Linked DNA regions of Homo sapiens: regions 1, 2 and 3 are each linked to region 4. Evidence: chromatin contacts called from ENCODE Hi-C or POLR2A ChIA-PET data. All regions are on one chromosome and are shown on one strand. The core of a region is the stretch at or near the end of the contact, and the rest is flanking DNA. Distances in the headings are between cores, read along the strand shown.

Evidence for each region. Hi-C counts contacts between places; a loop is a spot of excess contacts on that map. ChIA-PET counts read pairs that join two places held with the same protein, here RNA polymerase II (POLR2A). Pooled maps may share reads with other maps.
Region 1: a map of gastrocnemius medialis shows a loop between it and region 4 (2.0-fold over the local background). The contact joins two enhancer-like sites. A Hi-C loop is called at or near these places in 3 of 168 maps with a recorded cell type or tissue (CD14-positive monocyte, CD8-positive, alpha-beta T cell and gastrocnemius medialis) and 9 of 50 pooled maps. POLR2A ChIA-PET finds 5 or more read pairs at or near these places in 1 of 52 experiments (activated CD4-positive, alpha-beta memory T cell).
Region 2: a loop to region 4 is called in a map of psoas muscle, with 5 times the contacts of the local background. The contact joins two enhancer-like sites. A Hi-C loop is called at or near these places in 9 of 168 maps with a recorded cell type or tissue (B cell, CD8-positive, alpha-beta T cell, MCF 10A and 5 more), 18 of 37 single-sample maps with no recorded cell type and 29 of 50 pooled maps. POLR2A ChIA-PET finds 5 or more read pairs at or near these places in 4 of 52 experiments (A673, CD4-positive, alpha-beta T cell, HEK293 and 1 more).
Region 3: a loop to region 4 is called in a map with no recorded cell type, with 1.8 times the contacts of the local background. The contact joins two enhancer-like sites. A Hi-C loop is called at or near these places in 3 of 37 single-sample maps with no recorded cell type and 3 of 50 pooled maps. POLR2A ChIA-PET finds 5 or more read pairs at or near these places in 2 of 52 experiments (K562 and activated T-cell).

What each region holds. Positions count from the first base shown.
Region 1 is chr10:124,647,492-124,652,326 of GRCh38, forward strand. All of the region lies in intron 4 of FAM53B (family with sequence similarity 53 member B), which reads right to left. Among named protein-coding and RNA genes, the nearest start is that of FAM53B-AS1, 54 kb to the right of the region's middle. RefSeq lists enhancers at 289-583, 329-623, 776-1,618, 1,438-1,527, 3,703-3,812 and silencers at 1,329-1,623, 1,357-1,557. Within about 2 kb of position 1,425, at least 32 of the 41 ENCODE cell types and tissues checked have a DNase peak (open chromatin) inside an H3K27ac peak, as active enhancers do; they include gastrocnemius medialis, where a contact is called at or near this core.
Region 2 is chr10:124,522,343-124,526,898 of GRCh38, forward strand. All of the region lies in intron 6 of LHPP (phospholysine phosphohistidine inorganic pyrophosphate phosphatase), which reads left to right. Among named protein-coding and RNA genes, the nearest start is that of LHPP, 63 kb to the left of the region's middle. RefSeq lists enhancers at 1-313, 1,194-1,363. Within about 2 kb of position 1,374, at least 14 of the 41 ENCODE cell types and tissues checked have a DNase peak (open chromatin) inside an H3K27ac peak, as active enhancers do.
Region 3 is chr10:124,618,583-124,623,141 of GRCh38, forward strand. It overlaps FAM53B (family with sequence similarity 53 member B), which reads right to left. Exons shown (of 5, transcript NM_014661.4): 5 at 710-4,559. Among named protein-coding and RNA genes, the nearest start is that of FAM53B-AS1, 83 kb to the right of the region's middle. RefSeq lists enhancers at 1,627-1,756, 3,109-3,609. Within about 2 kb of position 1,274, at least 8 of the 41 ENCODE cell types and tissues checked have a DNase peak (open chromatin) inside an H3K27ac peak, as active enhancers do.
Region 4 is chr10:124,909,914-124,914,511 of GRCh38, forward strand. No RefSeq gene overlaps it. Among named protein-coding and RNA genes, the nearest start is that of ZRANB1, 30 kb to the right of the region's middle. Within about 2 kb of position 2,004, at least 4 of the 41 ENCODE cell types and tissues checked have a DNase peak (open chromatin) inside an H3K27ac peak, as active enhancers do; they include gastrocnemius medialis, where a contact is called at or near this core.

The DNA.
Region 1 (4,835 bases), core at 175-2,674, 260 kb before region 4:
AAGCTGTCGCCAAGACCCCACCACATGCGGGAGCTTTCCATTAGCAGGACTGTCCTCAGAACAAGTGTGAGCAGAGATGCATGTCACCAATGCACTCGTGTGGCAGCTGAGGCTCAGGGAGGCAGGTATGTGTCCAGTGTCACAGCTAGGAAGCAGCAGAGGGCAGGGAAGGCCTGTACCCTTTCCATGTCACCCCATGGGGTGGGGTGGCTATGTCTCCCTCGGGGTCACCCCCTCCCCCAGGGCACCTCACTGAAGTGTTGAGGGCAGACCCAAGATGGCTGCTTGAGATGAGCCGAGGAAAATGTCTTCGGCTTCACCAGACACAGGAGGAGCTTCATAGCTCAAGGGATGACCCTGGCCTGTGGTCACTGTTTCCTACAAAGCCCAGAACAGCCCCGTGTGCATGAAGCAGGTCAGTAGCCACATGGAGCTATCAGCCAGCAGAGGGCTCAGGGTGGAGCCAGGGATGGGAAAGGAAGTGGGTGTGGGCACGGGGAGAGTCAACAGGAAATGCACTGGGGACGCCATGGGGCTGGCTGAGGCCTCACCACCCCCAGACTTCTGCATTCTTGGTTCTTCCTAGGATGCTGAAAATCTGCTTGGCCCTGCAGGGCACAATGGCACACCCTGCCTCCTCCAGAAAACCCTCTCTCTGAGAACACTGCAGCAGCCAAGCTTCTGGGAGGAAACCAAGACACATCGAGGATCCAAGGCTCTGGGAGCGTCTGTTGGAAAACCCCACGCTCAAGACCACAGGCCTGGGCACGGCAGAGGGCCAAGCCTTGGGCAGGAAACCTCCAGGATGGAGAGGGACAGATGGGCAGTGGGTGCCTCCAGCCCAGTGTGCCTGGTGCCCACGAGCCTGCAGTCTCCATGGAGGGGAAGGTCTGGGAAGCTGGGGTAGGATGGGCTGCGGCCTGCTGTGTCCTGGCCTGGCTCTCCACCACCTGCCATAACATCATCACACATCTCCCCGCTCCTTGGGAGCCTCCCCCATCTGTAAAATGGCAATAATGACCTCGTCCTGCCTGCCTCATAGGAATGCCATGAGACCTCAAGAATAATTGCCATGGGGCTTCACGAGGGAGAACCCACTAGAAATGCAACAGCAGAGCCCTCCACCATGCCCTCACAATGGGCCAGGCATGGTGCGTGCACCAACAAGCCCCTAAAGGTGCTCTTTTTTGCTTTGCAGATGAGCAAACAGGCTCAGAAAGGTTAAGTAACTTGCCCAAGGTCCTACAGATGAAACAGAACTCAGAGCTAGTCCACCTGTCCCGCCTGTTCGGGGCTCCTTTTGCTGCTAAGGGGTCTGGCCGGGATTAGCAATTGTGGGAAGCCGCCCTGAGAAGAGAAAGCACCGTCCCAGCCCTTAACGAATGTGCAGCGTCACTGGAGAGACTGGTGGTGGAAAGTGCTTGCCACAACAAGCGAGCCACTTGCGGGAGACAGGATGAAACTGGTGGGGGATGAGAGCTGTATCCTACTGACTTGCAGAAGCAGCTGCAGGCCTGCTGGGCAGACTGCCAAAGGCAGGCAACAGCAGCAGTGGAAGGCCAGGTCTGGTCACTGCCCCATCATCAGCTAACTTTCTAAGTGACCCAGGGCAAAGGACTGCAACTCTCTAGGCCTGTTTCACCAGGTACATAATGACAGGTCCCTTCCAGTTCTGAAACGTATAGGCTCCAGCTAGAACCTTCTGCACCTACCTCTTCAACCTCTAACCTGGGAGTAAGGAAACCAGCCTGGATTATTTCGAAGTTTCCATGTCTTCCAAGAAAAAATATTGTTGTCTCAGTAGATGGCAGCAAACTAACCCTGGCAGAGGCCTTCCTGCTATTGTTGGACCAGCTTGGCACCCTCTGACCACCCATCTGACCAAGCAGAATGGAGGATGGGGTAGAGAGGGTGCTACAGGGCAGGCTGGCCCAGGCAACAAAGCCATGGTGGGAAAGAGAAACAGCAGGCCTGGCCGGCCCCACCTCCAGGCAAGTCAGCAGCTGTTTCTCCCAACATGTCTGCCCTCCGTCGCATAACACAAGGTATTGCCAAAATCCCAGCCACTGCAAGGATGTGGACAATGCCTGTTCTAAACGAGCTTCCAGACCAAGCCTCAGTCTGCTTTCTCACAGCTGGATAAAGGCCGCCTTCCATGCAGAGTGTCCCCCTGTAAGATGGAGGGCTTACTGCCAGAGAGCTGCCCTACCCAGAACTCAGGCTGGCGGTGTCCCTGGTCTCCCTCACACACTGGGAAGTGTGCACTTGATTCTTTGTACTCCTTCAGACCCCAAAAGCAACCAAATATACATAAGTCCCCAAAAGCAACCAAATATACGTAAGTCCCCATAAGCAACCAAATATACATAAGTCCCAGGAAACGCGCCATTCATTTTAAGTCCATGGTGCCTTTAGGAAGACACTACTGTTCCCATTTTTTAGATAAGAACTCTGCGGCCCAGGGCAGTCACTTGCCCAGGCCCTCTCCTCGCAGGCTCACTCCCTCTGCACTTTGCCTGCAGATTTCCAGCCATCTACTAGATATTTCTAGCAGTAAAACTAACGTCATAACAAGACAAGCTGGCGACAGGTACAGATGACATAATTATCGATCAGATGACTTATCTCCCTAATGGAGCTGGGATATTCTTAGTAATATAATTAAGTATAGGATAATTTTACAATACTGTAGGCTGTGCCCTGCTCCCAGAGTAAGCACTAAGGAGGCAGACCTCTCCCTCCAAGGAAGGACTCTCTATCGGTTGGAGGAGGCCAAAGGTAAAAGAGGCCCAGGTCATCGCGGGACAGGTGTCGTCTACCCTGAATCTGAGAACCAGGCATGAGCCTAGGTCTTCTAAGCGTTCCAGTTGGACCCTCCACGCTGGATGATGACAATGATGGTGGTTTTGGCAGTGGTGCTTGTGACGCTGAAAGTAACGGTGGTTATGGTGATGATGGTGATGACAGCAGCTGCCATCTGCCAAGCACGCACAGTGTGGCCAGATGTGCTAGGCGCTCTACACCCTTTGGCCTATGTGATCTTCACACCAACCCTGTGAGGCAAGTTATTCTTCTCATCTCCACTTTACAAATGAGGACGCTGCAGCTCAGAGTTTACCTGGCCAGAGCACAGCGAAGCCGAGAGCTGAACCCTAACCCCAGGACTCCAGAGGCGCTGTTTTCTTCCACCTAATGCCTCCCAGAGTGAGGCATTCCTCCTCCAGAAGGAAAACTACTTCTGCAGATGACCAATTTCCAGACTATTTCCCCAGTACAATGTCCCCAGCCCTGCTAGGAGGCCAATATTCCTTTGCCATCAGCCATTTGTTTCGAGAGAGAGATGTGTTTGAAAAGAAAGGGTTCATCCTAAAGTGGATTTTCTGTGCCCTAAACTCTGAAACCCCCCTCTTGCCTTCAACGAGAATGAAAACAAACCTAAGACAACAAAGAAAAAAGAAATGCGAGGACTCACGGGCGCTGAGTCACACCGAGAGGCTCCACGCATGTGAATTAGCCACGCCAGACACTGGGAGCCCCCCAATCTCCCTTCAGAGGCCACTTCCTGCCCAAACCACCCCAAAGCCAAAGCCACTGCAGCAAAGGTGGCAGCAAGGCAGGGCCAGCTGCACTCAGCACAGGGGCAAAGCCAAGCCTTCTGTCCTTGCCGGCCTCGGTTTCTCCCTTTGTGCCACAGGGAGACAGAGCCAGGTGGCCACCACCTTGCCCTCAGACGCTCTGTTGTGGCCTTGCTGCTAGCCTTTTCCAGGAGCTGAGGCCCCAGGGCCCTAACTCAGTTCCCTCGTGTTCCATTTCCCTCTGCACCTTCCCAAAGGTGCAGAAGGAGGCTGGAGGGGTGCGGCTGAGCAGAGGGTGCTGCCTGGCATCCTCCTGAGCCTGCTCTGCTCTGTCCTCCCAGCTACACAGGACAGGCAGGGATGAAGCTAAGAGGGCTGCCAGGGGAGGCAGTATAAAGGCATGCTGTGGCCCCTCACTGCTGAACTGCAGGCACTGTAGCAGGGAGCCCAGCCGCTGGACGGAATCACAATCCCACACACGGCACCAGGGACCTGGACTATGCACCCCACTCCTCCTGCTGCTCTCCCCTGCCACCCCCACCTCCGAGACAGTGAGGCCCAGCGGCCTCCTCATTTCCTCCTCAGGGGAGCACTGTGGAGACTGTCAGCTGACTTCCGACCCTGGGGCCTGCCTGCTCTGGAGGGTCAAGGTCAGCAGAGCCCCACAGATGTCTAGCCCCTGCCTCAGGTCGGCAGTGACTGGGCACTGGCACATGGCGGGGACACGCCACCCCTGCTGTCTACTATGACTGGGCCTGGAACGTTCACGCCAGCCCCAGCGTCAGGACAACTGCGACTGAGGGCGGTTCTCAACCCAGACAGCCTTTGCTTGCTGGTTCCTTTATTTGTCCCCCATCTGTGAAGCATCTGTGGTCCACCAGGTGCTCTCCTGAGCAATGTGAACTCAGGGGCCAGGAAGCGAGGCCCCTGCCCTCCAGGAGTCCCTTTCCAAAGGGCATACCTGGAGAATTTCAAAGCCAACATCAAAGTGTGATAAGCACGAGCATGCTTTTGAGGCTGGAATTATCCCCTCTAGTTTTTCATTTATAGTCCTCTCTTCCACTTGGGTCCCAAGACTTTCCCAAGTTTGTCCCTGCCGGTGTCCAGCAATGGTTATGAAAACCCGCAGAGGGAAAAGCTATCAATTCCCAACTGTTTCTACTCAGTAGGTGTCAACCATAATACCAGGGCTTAGGACTAGCCAGGGTCTTACCATGTGCACAATACGTTCACATCCAGCCGTGCCCAGGGGTGAACTGA
Region 2 (4,556 bases), core at 124-2,623, 390 kb before region 4:
GGTCCCATCCAGCCACAGCGTTCCTGCTGCCCAGGCCCTGGACAACAGTGTCTCCTCCGTGGGGGGTCCTGTGCCATGGGTGGCAAATCCTCATGATGCCATGAGTCCTGCAGCCCCAGAGGGTGCTGCTGCCCTGCCGTGAGAGGCTTTTTCAGATGGGACAGCTAGGACCTTGGCCAAGGCCACCTGGCAAGGTTTTACAGAAGCTGGACTGGAACCTGGCCGCCCCCAGTCCCCTGGGCGGGTGCTTTTCCTGCACTTTTCCCTGGTAGAATGTCCTGCCCTTGGGGCCACATTTTGCAGCAGTCACAGGGCCTGGCCTCACTCCAGGGCTCCATGTTTGGATGCGAGGCCCAGTGGGTAAGTGCACTGCTGCCCACGCCCCCCCCCAAGCACTGTCTGCTCCTCCCTGCTTGCCTGCCTGTCAAGGCAGCCCTCATCTTCCTTGGAGGATGGGGCTGGGCTGGGAGCCTGCGCCCTCCCATTCTGACAAATGAGTAGAGGGAAGGGACGTTTTGCCCAGTTCCAAGGTGCCCTCTCTGTCCTCAGTGGAGAAGGAAGAGCCGCTGGCACATCTGAGCCACAGACCCTTCCTGCCTCTTATATCCCCACCAACCTGTGTTCCTGTGGACATGCCAGAAACCAGGCCGTGTGGCCTCTCACCACCCCATCACTCTGTTCGCTGTTCCACGCCACACCCTGCAGCCACCACCCAGTCAAAGGCGCCACTGCCTGGGAAGCCCCTGCGCTAGTCCTGGTGCTGCTGTGTAAATAAAGCCGCGATGCGGAGCTCGCCTCTGGTCTTCTCTTATTGTTTACCCAAGGCTGGCAGATGTTTTATAAGCCCCGAACGTTCTTGACAAACAGTTTGCCCTTCGGAGAGGGAAAGTTTCCTGGACCGTGATTCCCGACATCCTGCAAGGTCCCTTCTAGCTGTGGCCTGGGTGCTGAAGGGGTTTCCCCCCAGTGGGGTGGCCAGCCGATCTAGGATTCCAGCCGCCTTGCACAAAGCTGGAAGACGAGGGGCTGCAGGGTGCATGGCTGTGGAGCTGGCTGCGTCGGGAGGGAGAGTGCCCCCACGCCTGGCCTTTGACCTTGGAAGCGGCTGCCGTCAAAGCAGCAGCTTGTCCTGGGTCTTCCCAGACTTCGCAGTGACGGATTTCAGAGTGTTTCCTGTTACGAGAAGGCTGTGGATTCGCTTTGGAACATGACAGATTTTTCTTCTGTGCTACGTGGAGTGTGAGGGAAGGAAGTGAAACTGGTGTTAATTTTTCAGCAGTCACATGTCAAAGTGAGTGGCTAGCAAGCAGGGGGGTCCAGGCTGTGGTGGCCCTGGTCAGCCTTCCAGGAGTCAGGACCCTCCTGCTGCCCTCCTGTGTAAACAGACCAGCCAGGGCAATCCGAGCCAGCCCCGGTGGAGAGAAAGGGCCAGTGCTGGGCTTGGGAGCTCACCCCAAGTTCCTCGGGTACTCATCCTGGCAGTGCAGGGAAGGGCACCGGGAACAGGCCTGTGGAAAAATCCACTGTGCAATGAGTCCGTGAATCCCAGACATCCTCTCAGCAGCCCTCTGGTCCTGCCCGGGATAGAGGCTGTGGCTTCTGGTGTAGGTGGGCACTTCTGGGCTCAGAGGGGTCATTTAGCTCACCTGAGGTCACACGGAGTGGGACCCACCCCAATTTAAGCCTGTACACTTTTTTCTTTTGTCTCTTTTGGTAACAGCTTTATTGAGAAATCACTCCCACGCTGTATAACTCAGTGGTTTTCATACATTCACAGAGCTGTGCAGTCGTCACCACAATTTTATAACATTTCATCACCCCAAAAAGAAGCCTCAAATCGTTTAGCTATTATTAGCAAAGACCCCCCACATTCCACCCAGCCCCAGACAATCACTAATCTACTTTATGTCATACTTTCTTTCTTTTGTTTTCATTTTTTTTTTTTTTTTTTTGAGACAGAGTCTCACTCTGACAGCCAGGCTGGAGTGCAGTAGCATGATCTTGGCTCACTACAACCTCCGCCTCCCAGGTTCAAGCGATTCTCCTGCCTCAGCCTCCCAAGTAGCTGGGATTATAGCCACGCACCACCATGCCCAACTAATTTATGTATTTTTAGTAGAGATGGGGTTTCACCACGTTGGCCAAACTGGTCTCAAACTCCTGACCTCAAATGATCCCCCCGCCTTGACCTCCCAAAGTGCTGGGATTACAGGCATGAGCCACCGTGTCTGGCCTTATGTCATACTTTCATTTGAAAAATTTAGAAAAATTAAATTGGCCCAGGAGTTTGAGACCAGCCTGGGCAACATAGCGAGACCTCATTTCTATTAAAAATCAAAATTAGCCAGGTGTGGTGACACCCACCTGTGGTCCCAGCTACTCGGGAGGCTGAGGCAGGAGGATCTCTTAAACCCAGGAGGTCCACGAGGCTGCAGTGAGCTGTGATCATACCACTGCACTTCAGCCTGGGTGACAGAGCAAGACCTTGTCTCAAAAAGAAATTTTTTTAAATTGTGGTAAAATATATATAACATAAAATATGCCATTAAACAATTGTGATGTGAAGTGAATAAAATTTGAATACACAGCATAATGAATAACAAAGCAAACACTCTAAGGTCAAGAATTAGGAGGCTATCAGCTCCCCAGAAGACCTAGTCCCTGATTGACATGCCCAGTCCTGCAGAGGCGGCCCCGCCTTGCCGTGGGCACAGTGGCCGCGGTGACTGGGCCTGCTTTCTTCTCCCACATGGCTGGCTTCCCTCCAACATGGCGCTGGCTCTTCCTTCTCTGACCTTTATCCAAGTGGAATCGCACACTGTACCGTTGAGCTGTGGCTTGTTCATCGTGTCCTCTGTGGCTCCAACACCCCTCTCTGCCCGTCCCTCAGAGGGAACATCTGGGTGGGTCCCAGTTTGGCCCTTCTGCACTGGCTGCCAGGAATGTTCTGGTTTTTGTCTCCTGGACACATGGGCGTGAGTCCTTCTGGGGCGGATCTGCTGATAGATGGCAGTGCTGGGTCATGGAGGAGCATATGTTCAACTTGACCAGATGAGGCCAGACGGGTTTATGCCCCCACCACGGGGGGACCCTGTTGCTCCCCGCCCCGACCATCACGAGCTGTTCTGGGAGGGAGGCCCATGTTCTTCCCAGTTTACGGTCCTGGGAGGTTTCTGGACATTGTCAGCATGTGGCAGTCCCGGACGCTGGGCCTCCTGAGAGAGTGGGGAGGAGACCCGAGGCGGAGGCGAGTGTGTGAAAGGAGGCTGGTGGGGTCCACATGGCTCAGCAGGTGAACATGGGGTTTCCAGGGGCAGACACCCCATCGTGGCCCCCATGGCTTTGGTTGGGGCAGCATCAGCTTCCTCCTCTGCTGGGTTTCCTGCCTTCTGTTGGCTGCTGGGGCAGGGGAGACAGGATTGGGAACAGTCACCCTCTCTGGTACTGACCCTCATTAGCATTCTTGGTTCCTGAGCAAGGCTGCTTCATGTCCAGGGCAAGAGGGGAAAGATGTTAAAACCTGAACCCCCCTGCTGGGCTTGGTGCCGCCTGTGGGAAAACCGGTGGGCTGAGGGCTGGGGGGCTCTGAGCTGAGGAAGGGGGTCCCAGGTGGAGGCCGGGAGGTGGCTGCAGAGTGAGGCCACAAGGCCTGGGGGTTGGCCCAGAAGGTAGGACCCCTGTAGGCAGCCTCCCAACCCCAGGAATTTGCCTCTTGGGAACGTGCAGGTCCCTCGAGGGTCCTGGAAGGCGCTGGAGTGGTGGGACAGGGATTGAGGGAGCGTCAGCAGGGCCCTCTCTTCTCCCTAGAGCCGCTCAACACGTGTTGCAAGGCACGTGCTCTGGACCTGGTGCTCACACGTGCTCTTCTCCCAAGACACTCCCTGAAGCGCGTTCCCCAGGAGCTGGAAGGGGGATAACGCAGGTATGCCTCATGGCGGGGCCAGTGCTCATGCTTACACACACTCAGCCTCAGCTCGTCTACACCCTGCAACAGCCCAGAGAAGCCACCCGCCTTCTTACCCCTACCATTTAGATTTGCAAATGGAAGCTCAGAGAGGTGAAGTAACTTGCCCAAGGCCACACAGCCTACCAGTGTCAGAATCGGGATTCGAACCCACCTCTGCCTGACTCCAAGGCCTGTGCCCCTGAACATTCTCAAGCCACCCCCCAATTAGCCAAGTGTTGCTGGAGCTCTGAGCAGGGGCCGGGCCTCACAAAACAATAGTAGCCAGTGTGGGGGCTCACAGGACTGGTCAGCTCCCGCCCTCCCCCGCTTTGGCCCCCTCCACACACACACGACCTGCTGCTGAGCTGGACATAAGCAGGACCTGGCTCTGGGGGCTTCTGACCTAGGGCAGGCCCTGAAGTTGGTCATTAGACCCCACCCACCCACCTGAGAGCCTGGCGGAGATGTGACAGGTGACAGCCCCAGAAGTCCCATCGTTGCTGCCTTTGTGGTTAAAGTCCGCTGAACCCAAGCGCTCTCTTCCCCTCCAGTGTGTGGTGGGGAGGTGGGGAGGGGACCCAGGCAGATCTGGGAAGCCGTGGCCAGGCCG
Region 3 (4,559 bases), core at 24-2,523, 290 kb before region 4:
CTTCCATGGGCAGATTGTGTGGGCAAGTGTTGAGTTATGGAAATCAAGCAAACCTCTCCACGCCTGTCCTCCAGGCCGCAAACACGCCCTTCTCCTGAGTCCGGGTAAGCAGAGGGCCATGCACGGGAGACAGTGGGCCACGCCGGGCTGGGCTTCGTGCTTCTGGGGCCCCCGCAACTCACTCACGCAGCAGAAGTCTGCACTGTGCTGCCTGCAGCGGGGGCAGAAACCCGGAGCCAGTGAGCCTGTCTGTGCCACCTCAGCTACCCTGGTGGGTGGGTGGTGGGGGCCATCCCAGGCCCCTCAGGGCTGCAGGCCAGGCTGGGCCCATCTCCGCACGCTGCTGTGTGGCCTCACCTCCCAGCGCTGTCGAAGGCTGAGCTGCTGTGCTCGGAAGGGCAGACTCCTCCATGGCTTCTAACTCAAGTGACACAAGGAGTGTCTCCCCACTGCTGTCCTGGGGCTCCTGGCCCTAGAAGGGCTCCCCATGATGCAGCTGTGGCCATGGGCAGCCTTCCCCCGTCCCCCGGCGTCTCCACAGCTCTGTGATGTCTGCTAGCCCCATTTTATCGATTCAGACCCCGAGGCTTGGAGGGGACAGAAGGGTCCAGTCTAGGTCTCTCTGCGCCCAGAGCTAATGCTCCTGTGAGCAGGGGGGACCTGCCAGTTCACCACACCCAACAGAAACCACACAGCTGGCACCAGGCACTTGGGTATTGAACCAGGAAGCTTTATTTACACAGTACAAGTAACAAGCAAATTCCTGAGAGACTAGAGCGGCTGGAGTGCAAGCCACAGCCTGTGCGGGGAGGCCAGGCTGCAGGGGCGGGCAGACCCTGGGCCCCGGGTCTACGCTTTCTGGTCGCCACACTTCCTGAAGCACGGCAACACCCACAACATCCAGCTCAGGGAAGCCCCTGCAGCCCCAGAAACAGCCTATGTGCTATCTGTCGCCCCAGCCCCCAGGACAGCTTCCCCACACACTGAAAACACAAATCATTTGCCAAAAAGACTATGCTAGAAGGTCAGACTATCCTATCTAGGCTACAAGATCTCCACTTCGGTCTGCCATTAAAAAAAAAAAAAATCTTTCTCTTCTTTTCTCTTTAAAGAGGCATGACAGAGGGGTTTGACCAACAGCGTGGACATGGCAAGGTGTGGCATCATTGCCAGTGTGGGGCCAGAGGGTGCCCGAGCCCCGGTGCGCGGCCAGCCTGCTGCATCCCTGCCGGCTGACGTCTGGAGTGACCGTCATTCCAGTGACCACCCCCATAGCCACAGACGGCACGTCAGTGGAAACGGGGGTGCAGCAGGCATGACACCAAGGCAGAGCCCGCAGCAGGGGGCCCGGGGTTCCACAGCTAGGGAAGCTTGCTCAGACAGGCAGCACACCCAGGGCACGGCCACTCACGCCCCCGCACCAGGAGACCCATTTGGAAGTTAGTTAGGGTTTGTTTTGTTTTCTTTTTAATGTGGACTTCCCCTTTATTTAAATTTTCTTTCAGTGTACAAATTCACAAAACTGGCTACAAAAATTTGGTTGAAAAGTAAGGCTTTCTGAGAATGAAAATCTGTACGTCTGGTCAGAACAAGCTCCCCACGGGCCCAGGTGCACGTCTGCCCGTGCAAATCCGGCCTCCACCGCGAGTAAGGCAAGAGGGTATGGCAACGAAAATGGCAAGGCTGTGGCCCCAGCCCCTGGGCCCCACGGGTGGACGGCAGCCCCTGGCAGTTTGGTGGCTTTGGAATGAGTGGGGTGCATGTGGCACTAAGCCCCCCCCACCGCCCCGGCTTTCCTGCAGGCTTAGCCCGCGCTTTAGGACCCCATGAGCAGGCAGATGGCCTGGCACGGCTTGCTTCTGGCTCTGCCCTTCCTCAGTCTCCCCTCAGAGGCAGGGTTTGTGGGCAAGGCTGTGACAAAAGTAAGGCTCCTGCCACTGCCCCCAGCTGGGGCCATCATGCTGGTGGGGGTGAGCTGTCTGCCTGCTGCCCATGGGGACACCAATGTGGGGGGCACCTCCTAGGCGAACCTCCCTCCCAGAGGACTGAGATCAGAAGTCCTGGGGCCAGCAGGGTGGAGTGCAGGAACAGGCTGCTCCGGGCAGTGTGGCAGCTTGGATGATGGGGTGGCACCTTATAGATAGGGTCTACTCCCTCCAGTCAAAACACAAACATGAAACCAGCTAAAGGCCATTTCTTTCTCTAAGCAGAAGGGATAGCCACCATTTTCTCCCCTGACTGCTGCGTGGTGGGCACAGGACAGGCAGGCGGGGTCTGAGGAGGCTGGGTCATTTCTCCCTAAGCGCCCTGGGGCTGGGCTTGCTGGTCGATGGGACCAGCTTGCGGGGAGGTGGGGAGGTGGCTGTGACTCAGCCAGCTCCACAGCTTGTCCCTTCCTGCCACCAGGCCTGAATGGGGAGGTGGCAGGCAAGGTTTGAGGGCAGGTCACCCACACCCCAGTCCCACGACATATACCTGTCACCATGTGCCTCCCACCCCAGCCCTAAGCAAAGGTAGCTGGGGGCTGCTGCATGCCTCAGCCTCAGCTGGCACCGTCCACCTCCCTCACTGCCTCTGCCTTCCACAGGAAGGCCTGCTATAGAGGCTGTGTGCCCTCGGCCACACCGGGCATGTGGTGCCAGGACCCCCCACGCCCAGTGGTACTCCGGGGGCAAGACATGGCCATGTGCTCTCCACATTCACCCAACAACTGCCCTGGCCGCCTCCACATTTGCTCTAAGAAGACATGGTCTCCATGACCCCCAGGCAGGGACAGGCCAAGATGTCTCTGTCTGCTCAGAGCCACCAGCTCTTGGGTTCGGCTGTCCGGGATCACAAGTAGACATGCCTCCGGCAGGAGCTACAGCAACCAGAGGTGAGCTGGTTCCCCGGCTCTGGGACCTGCCCAGTGCCCGGCATACCCCATGTGTCAGCCACCTGAGCTAGCAACACCATCTCTCAGGGCTGTGGGGCTGGGGGCTTTCTGCCAGCTCCTTAAAGCTGATTTTTAAGAAGTGCCACCCACATATTGGGAACTTGAACCACCATCCTTTTGATGTAGTAAAAAAATAAGATTTAAACAACGTTTCCCAAAAAGCATCTTTCTTGAGGAGAAAGAAGGTGAGAAGCATCTGGACTCAACCTGCAGAAGCGAGGCGTTCACTCGTCCATGAAGACGAGCAAAAGCAAAGTGACTACAAAAGTGCTTTGAACGCGCGTGTCAGCCAACACAAGGGAGCGCACCAGTTATTTTTAGCCTTATGGGAAAATGAGCCACTTGCTCCTAAGCCAGCCCAATTGCTATTGTTTGCAGAAGACGCCACATTCGCTAAAAGCCAGATTCCCATAGAGCAGAGCCCATGTGGTGGTGTCTGCAAGGCAGCCGGAGAGGAGCTACAAACCTTGAGAGGAGAGCAAACCCTCAGGGGGCTAGGCTCCTCGGATGCCCCAGGGTGAGGAGCCAGGGTGGGGTAGGGGCAGGGAGCATGAATCCAGCTTTGTGCCGGTGGCTGGGCCTACAACAGAGATGCAGCCCTCAGGACTGGGCTCCCCCTAAGCTGACAAGGGCGTGGGCTTGTCTTGAGGTGGGTGATGTGCCCTGGTTACAGCCAGCAGTCCTCAAGGACAAACGGGAGGTGCCTGGAATCCTGCAGGGGCCCCTGCAGAGTGGCCAGCGGACGCCCTTCACCCCTGAGTGCGCATAGGGCCCTCATCTGCCCACCTGCTCGCAGCTCCCGTCTCCCGAGGCCGTTTTCAAGAGGCTGCCCTGGTATCGTGCCATCCCTACACTCACCGGAACCAACCATGCTTATCACTCAGTGACCTGTCAGCCACAGAGAAGGGCTGCCATCTGCTAACCCTGCCCCAACGGTGGCAGAGCCATGGGGTCAGCCTCTCCATGCTGTAGGAGAGGCAAGCAAGTCCGTCTTTTCAGCCAACAGATCCACCAAATTTCTACCCAACACGGGAGGCCCTAACAAGCACCCTCCAAATCGTTCCTTGGGCCCGAGACTCCGGACATGGCTTACCCTCTGGAGGGCCAGTCCAGCACCCCAGGGATTCTGTCTCTCACATTGGAATTAAGGCCAAATGGTTCTGGTGTTACAGAAGGAAGCATCTCCCGAACCTTCCCAAGCCTGAAGCAGGGAGACCTGGGAGAGAAGGCACGGAGTAAAACTGAGTGAAAGAAGCTGCGGGGCCGACTCCCCAGAAGTGAACCTGAGTGAGGCCAAGAAGGGCCCTGACATAGCAGATGGCCCCTGGCCCCCACCCCAGGCCCTCCCTGACAGCCCCCACCACCAGGGGGATACAGAGCGGTGCCCAGCTCTGCCGGGGACAACAGAGACTGCCCAACATCCCACAGGGAAAGAGGCAGAAAAGACGCAAACTTCAAAGCTGTCCTCTGGGCTGCAGTAGTTCTGTGGACCTGGTGGCTGCCACGCTCGGGGAGCCGGTGAGAGGCTGACACACCCGCTGTATGACGCGGCCAGGCCAGGCTCTCCCCCAGGCAGCAGGTGGGCTCCCTCTCTGGGACCCGACACCACTCAGGAAGCTTTCAT
Region 4 (4,598 bases), core at 754-3,253:
TTGCAGTGAGCCGAGATTGTGCCATTGCACTCCAGCCTGGGCAACAAGAGCGAAACTCCGTCTCAAAAAAAAAAAAAAAAAAAAAAAGACATAGTACTGGCTGGGTTTAGTGGCTCACGCCTATAATCCCAACACTTTGGGAGACTGGAGGATCACTTGAGCCCAGGAGTTTGAGACCAGCCTGGATAACATGGCGAAACCCTGACTCTATAAAAAATAAAAAAATTGGCCAGGTGTGGTGGTGCGTGTCTATAGTCCCAGCTACCCAGGAGGCTGAGCCTGGGAGGTTGAGGCTGCGGTGAGCTATGATCACAACACTGCACTACAGCCTTGACGACAGAGTGAGACCCTGTCTCAAAAAAAAAAAAAAAAAAAAAAAAAGAGACTCAATACAACTTCAACATTTTTTTTTCCTAATTCCGTAAGTCTAGCTTACAGGGATACTTAGTTGAAAAATCTACAAAAATTTCTTAGTCTGGATATAGAGTGACTGTGTTCCTATAAGCACAAATTTATACCCATCAAGATGAGACCAGTCCTAGCACAGACCAGGATTTTGAAATGTCAAACAAGCTGTATTTTCTCTGATGCTTCACAAGCATATCTGGTCCTCTCAGGAGAGATTTTTTTTTTCAGGCAGATTTGTGGTGGACATAGAGGAAGGTCACAGGATGGTACTATGTTCCACAAAACTGTGTCCTGTACTGCATGCATACAGATTAGGCAACATTATTAAATACGTTTATTTCCTTTCTTTCCTTCCTTCCTTCCTCCCTCCCTCCCTCCCTTTCTTTCTTCCTTTTTTTTTTTTTTTGAGACAGAGTCTTGCTCTGTCGCCCAGGCTGGAGTGCAATGGCGTGATCTTGGCTCACTGCAACGTCTGCCTCCCGGGTTCAAGCAATTCTCTTGCCTCGGTCACCCGAGTAGCTGGGATTACAGGCACCCACCACCACGACTGGCTAATTTTTTGTATTTTTAGTAGACATGGGGTTTTGCCATGTAGACCAGGCTGGTCTCGAACTCCTAACCTCAGGTGATCCACCTACCCGGGCCTCCCAAAATGCTGGGATTACAGGAGTGAGCCACCGCACCTAGCCTGTTACATTGCATTTTCTACTGTTAAGATGTTTTTTCCACTTGGGAATCATGTTGATCATACACAGAGAATGGAAGATACGTTGCAGTTTATACAAATGACATTTTCTGCAACGCGTCTGAGAACATGTTCTTGTAACAACTGAACATTTCTAACATTTCTTTTGAGGGGAACACCCATTTTATAACACTTTCTACTTAAAAGCACAGATCCCTCAAAGACCCTGAGTAAGCTGGATCCGTTACCATTTCCTTTAGCAGAGCGCCTTCGATTTCCCTTAGCTGCATATGTCCACCTCTGCGGGGGGCTCCACAGCCTCAGCCTGATCTTTCCGTCCTAGGCCTGATTATGGACTGCCAAGACTTTTTGGAGAAAGCAGTTTCTTGTCGCTCTTCTTTTTTCATTCTTCTTGATTTGCTTCCCTCTAACTATTGTCCCGAATCTCCTCCAGTTTCCAGAGCAACCCTCAGCAGGAGACTCTGTGCTTGATTCACCAAGGAGGAGAAAGGGTTTGAACTCCACTCCATCACCTCTGTCTCACCCACCAAAACCTCCCTAGAGCTGTTTTTCACAGCTTCCTCTCCTCGTTTCTGAGGAAGATAGGGCTTTCTTGCTTGCCAACACAAATCACTGTGCTCTGAATTTTACCTCCCTTCTGGATTTCAGTCCTTTTACCCCCTCTACATCTCTCCTCCATTTATAAAAGTGCTCAGAGATGCCCATTCTTTAAAATAAATACCTAAAAGAAAACAAAACCTTTCCCTTATTTTTGTTACTGCCCTAATCTAGTCTTATATCTCCTGCTTTCCTTTCACTGCCAGACGTCTTGGACTTGTGGTTTATAATCACATGGCTTCAGCTTTTGAAACTTGGCTTCTCTCCCTACCATCCTACTGAGAACTGTTCTCTAGAAGGTCACTGAGTCTCTTGTTTGTCAGATCCAGTGGCCTTTCCTCCGTTCTAATGCTCGAAATCTGTAGCATCTGACAATTTTTATTACCATGTGCTTCAGGCTCACTGTACCCTCGGCTTCCAGAACACCGTACTACCAGCTTCATCTCCTACCTTTCTGACCACTCCTCTTTTTTTTTCCTTCGGTAGTTCTTTCTTCCCCACTCCTGTGGCTTCCATACTAAATTCTACATAGAGAGCTCCCTGATGTTGATCTCCAGGATTGCCCTACACATTTCAGACCAGCATTTCCCCCACCAGCCATTCCCTTCCTCCTGAGTCCAGGATCTCCTGATTCAAGGGTCCACATCTCCTCTGACCCAGTTCCTCTCTTGCGTGTCCCACTGTTGCACATACTGCCGTCACTCAGAGTTCACGGACTTTTTTTTTTTTTTTTTTTTTGGTGACAGGATCTTGCTCTCTTGCCCAAGCTGGAGTGCAGTGGCATGATTATAGCTCACTGCAGCCTTGAACTCCTGGGCTCAAGCAATTCTCCCTCCTCAGTCTCCTGAGTAGCCAGGACAACAGGTGTGAGCCACTGAGCCTGGCAGGTTAAAAATTATTTTTTGTAGCAATGGGGTCTCATTATGTTGCCCAGTTTGGTCTTGAATTCCTGGCCTCAAGCGATCTTCCACCTTGGCCTTCCCAAGTGCTAGAATTACAGGCATGAGCCACTGCTCCTGGCCCACTCTCTGACTTTTGATTCTTTCTTCTGCCTCAGAGTTAGTCACTGGCAAATTCTGAACATTGCACTGTCTCCCATTTCACTCTTGGCCCTCCTTTCCATTCCCACAGCTACTTTGGTTTTAGGTCCTTGTCTCTTCTCTGCCCCTGTTTCTACTTCTGCCCTCATTTGTCTCACAGACATTCCAGGTAAAGGTGGGCAGCTCCAATACTGGCACCTTCCTGCTCAAAACCTCTTTATGGCTTTCTACTGTTAATGGAACTACAGATCCACAATTTTGCATGCAAAACTTTCACAAAAATGCAATATGGATTTATGAACTCTACAGTTAGTTTGGGAAAAACTGAAATGAAAGCCAGAACAAACTATCAACAAAACTATACTGTCTCTACCCTTTACTACAAAGGTTTTTTTTTTTTTTGAGATAGGGTCCTGCTCTGTTGTCCAGGGTGTAGTGCAGTAGTGCCATCATGGCTCACTGCAGCCTGGACCTCGCAGGCTCAAGCAATTCTCCTGCCTTGGCCTCCCAAAGTACTAGGATTAGAGGCATGAGCCACTGCACCCAGCCTAATATAAGGTTTCTAAGAAAAGGAAATTAAAAACCCCAAAAAGACAGTGGATACTTTTTCCAAATGAAATATTTCTCAGAGTCCAGATAAACATAAGTAGAATGTCAATTCGGTAGGTGTGCCAAACAGCCACCGTTCTGTAACTGTGACAATGCCCTCTGCTGTATTTATTGATGATATCTTTTTAATTCAAATATAGTGGAACATTTGACCATGGAATCAAGAGTTCTGTGTTCTGCTGGGCATGGTGGTATGTGCCTGTAATCCTAGCATTTTGGGAGGCAGAGGCAGGAGGATCGTTTGAATCCAGCAGTTCAAGATAAGCCTGGGCAACAAAGACTTTGTCTCTACTAAAAATTTAAAAATTAGCCAGGTATGGTGGTGCATGCCTGTAGTCCTAGCTACTGGGAAAGCCAAGGTGGGAGGATCACTTGAGCCCAGGAGTTTGAGGCTGCAGTGTGCTATGATTGCACCACTGCACTCCAGCCTGGGTAACAGAGTGAGATCTTGTTTTCACAAAAATAAAAAAATAAAAGAAATAAAGAGTTATGTGTTCCTGTTCGAATTGCAGAGTTAATTGGTCTAGCTCTTGTTAAGTCACTTAACATCTTTAGGCATTAATTTCCATATCTGCAATCTTTTGGGGTTTGAGGACTGTTTTGTCGGTAGTTCTCAATACTGGCTGCACGTTTCAGGTACCTGGGGAGTGGGTTTAAAACACATCCACAGGCCGGGCGCGGTGGCTCATGCCTGTAATCCCAGCACTTTGGGAGGCCAAGGCAGGTGGATCATGAGGTCAGGAGATCAAGACCATCCTGGCTAATATGGTGAAACCCCGTCTCTACTAAAAAATACAAAAAAAAATTAGCCGGGCATGGTGGCGGGCGCCTGTAGTCCCAGCTACTCAGGAGGCTGAGGCAGGAGAATGGCGTGAACCCGGGAGGTAGAGCTTGCAGTGAGCCAGGTTCGTGCTACTGCACTCCAGCCTGGGTGACGGAGTGAGACTCTGTCTCAAAAAAAAAAAAAAAAATAAATAAATAAAAATAAAAAATAAATCAAACAAAACATATCCATGCCCAGGCCCCCCTCTTAGGGATTGTTTCGATAGGACATCTGTCTCTCTCTCTCTCTTTCTATTTTTTTATTTGTTTGTTTGTTTGTTTTTTTAGACAGAGTCTCACTCTGTTGCCTAGGCTGGAGTGCAATGACACGGTCTCGGCTCACTGCAACCTCTGCCTCCTGGGTTCAAATGATTCTCGTGCCTCAGCCTCCCACGTAGCTGGGGTTAAAGGCACGT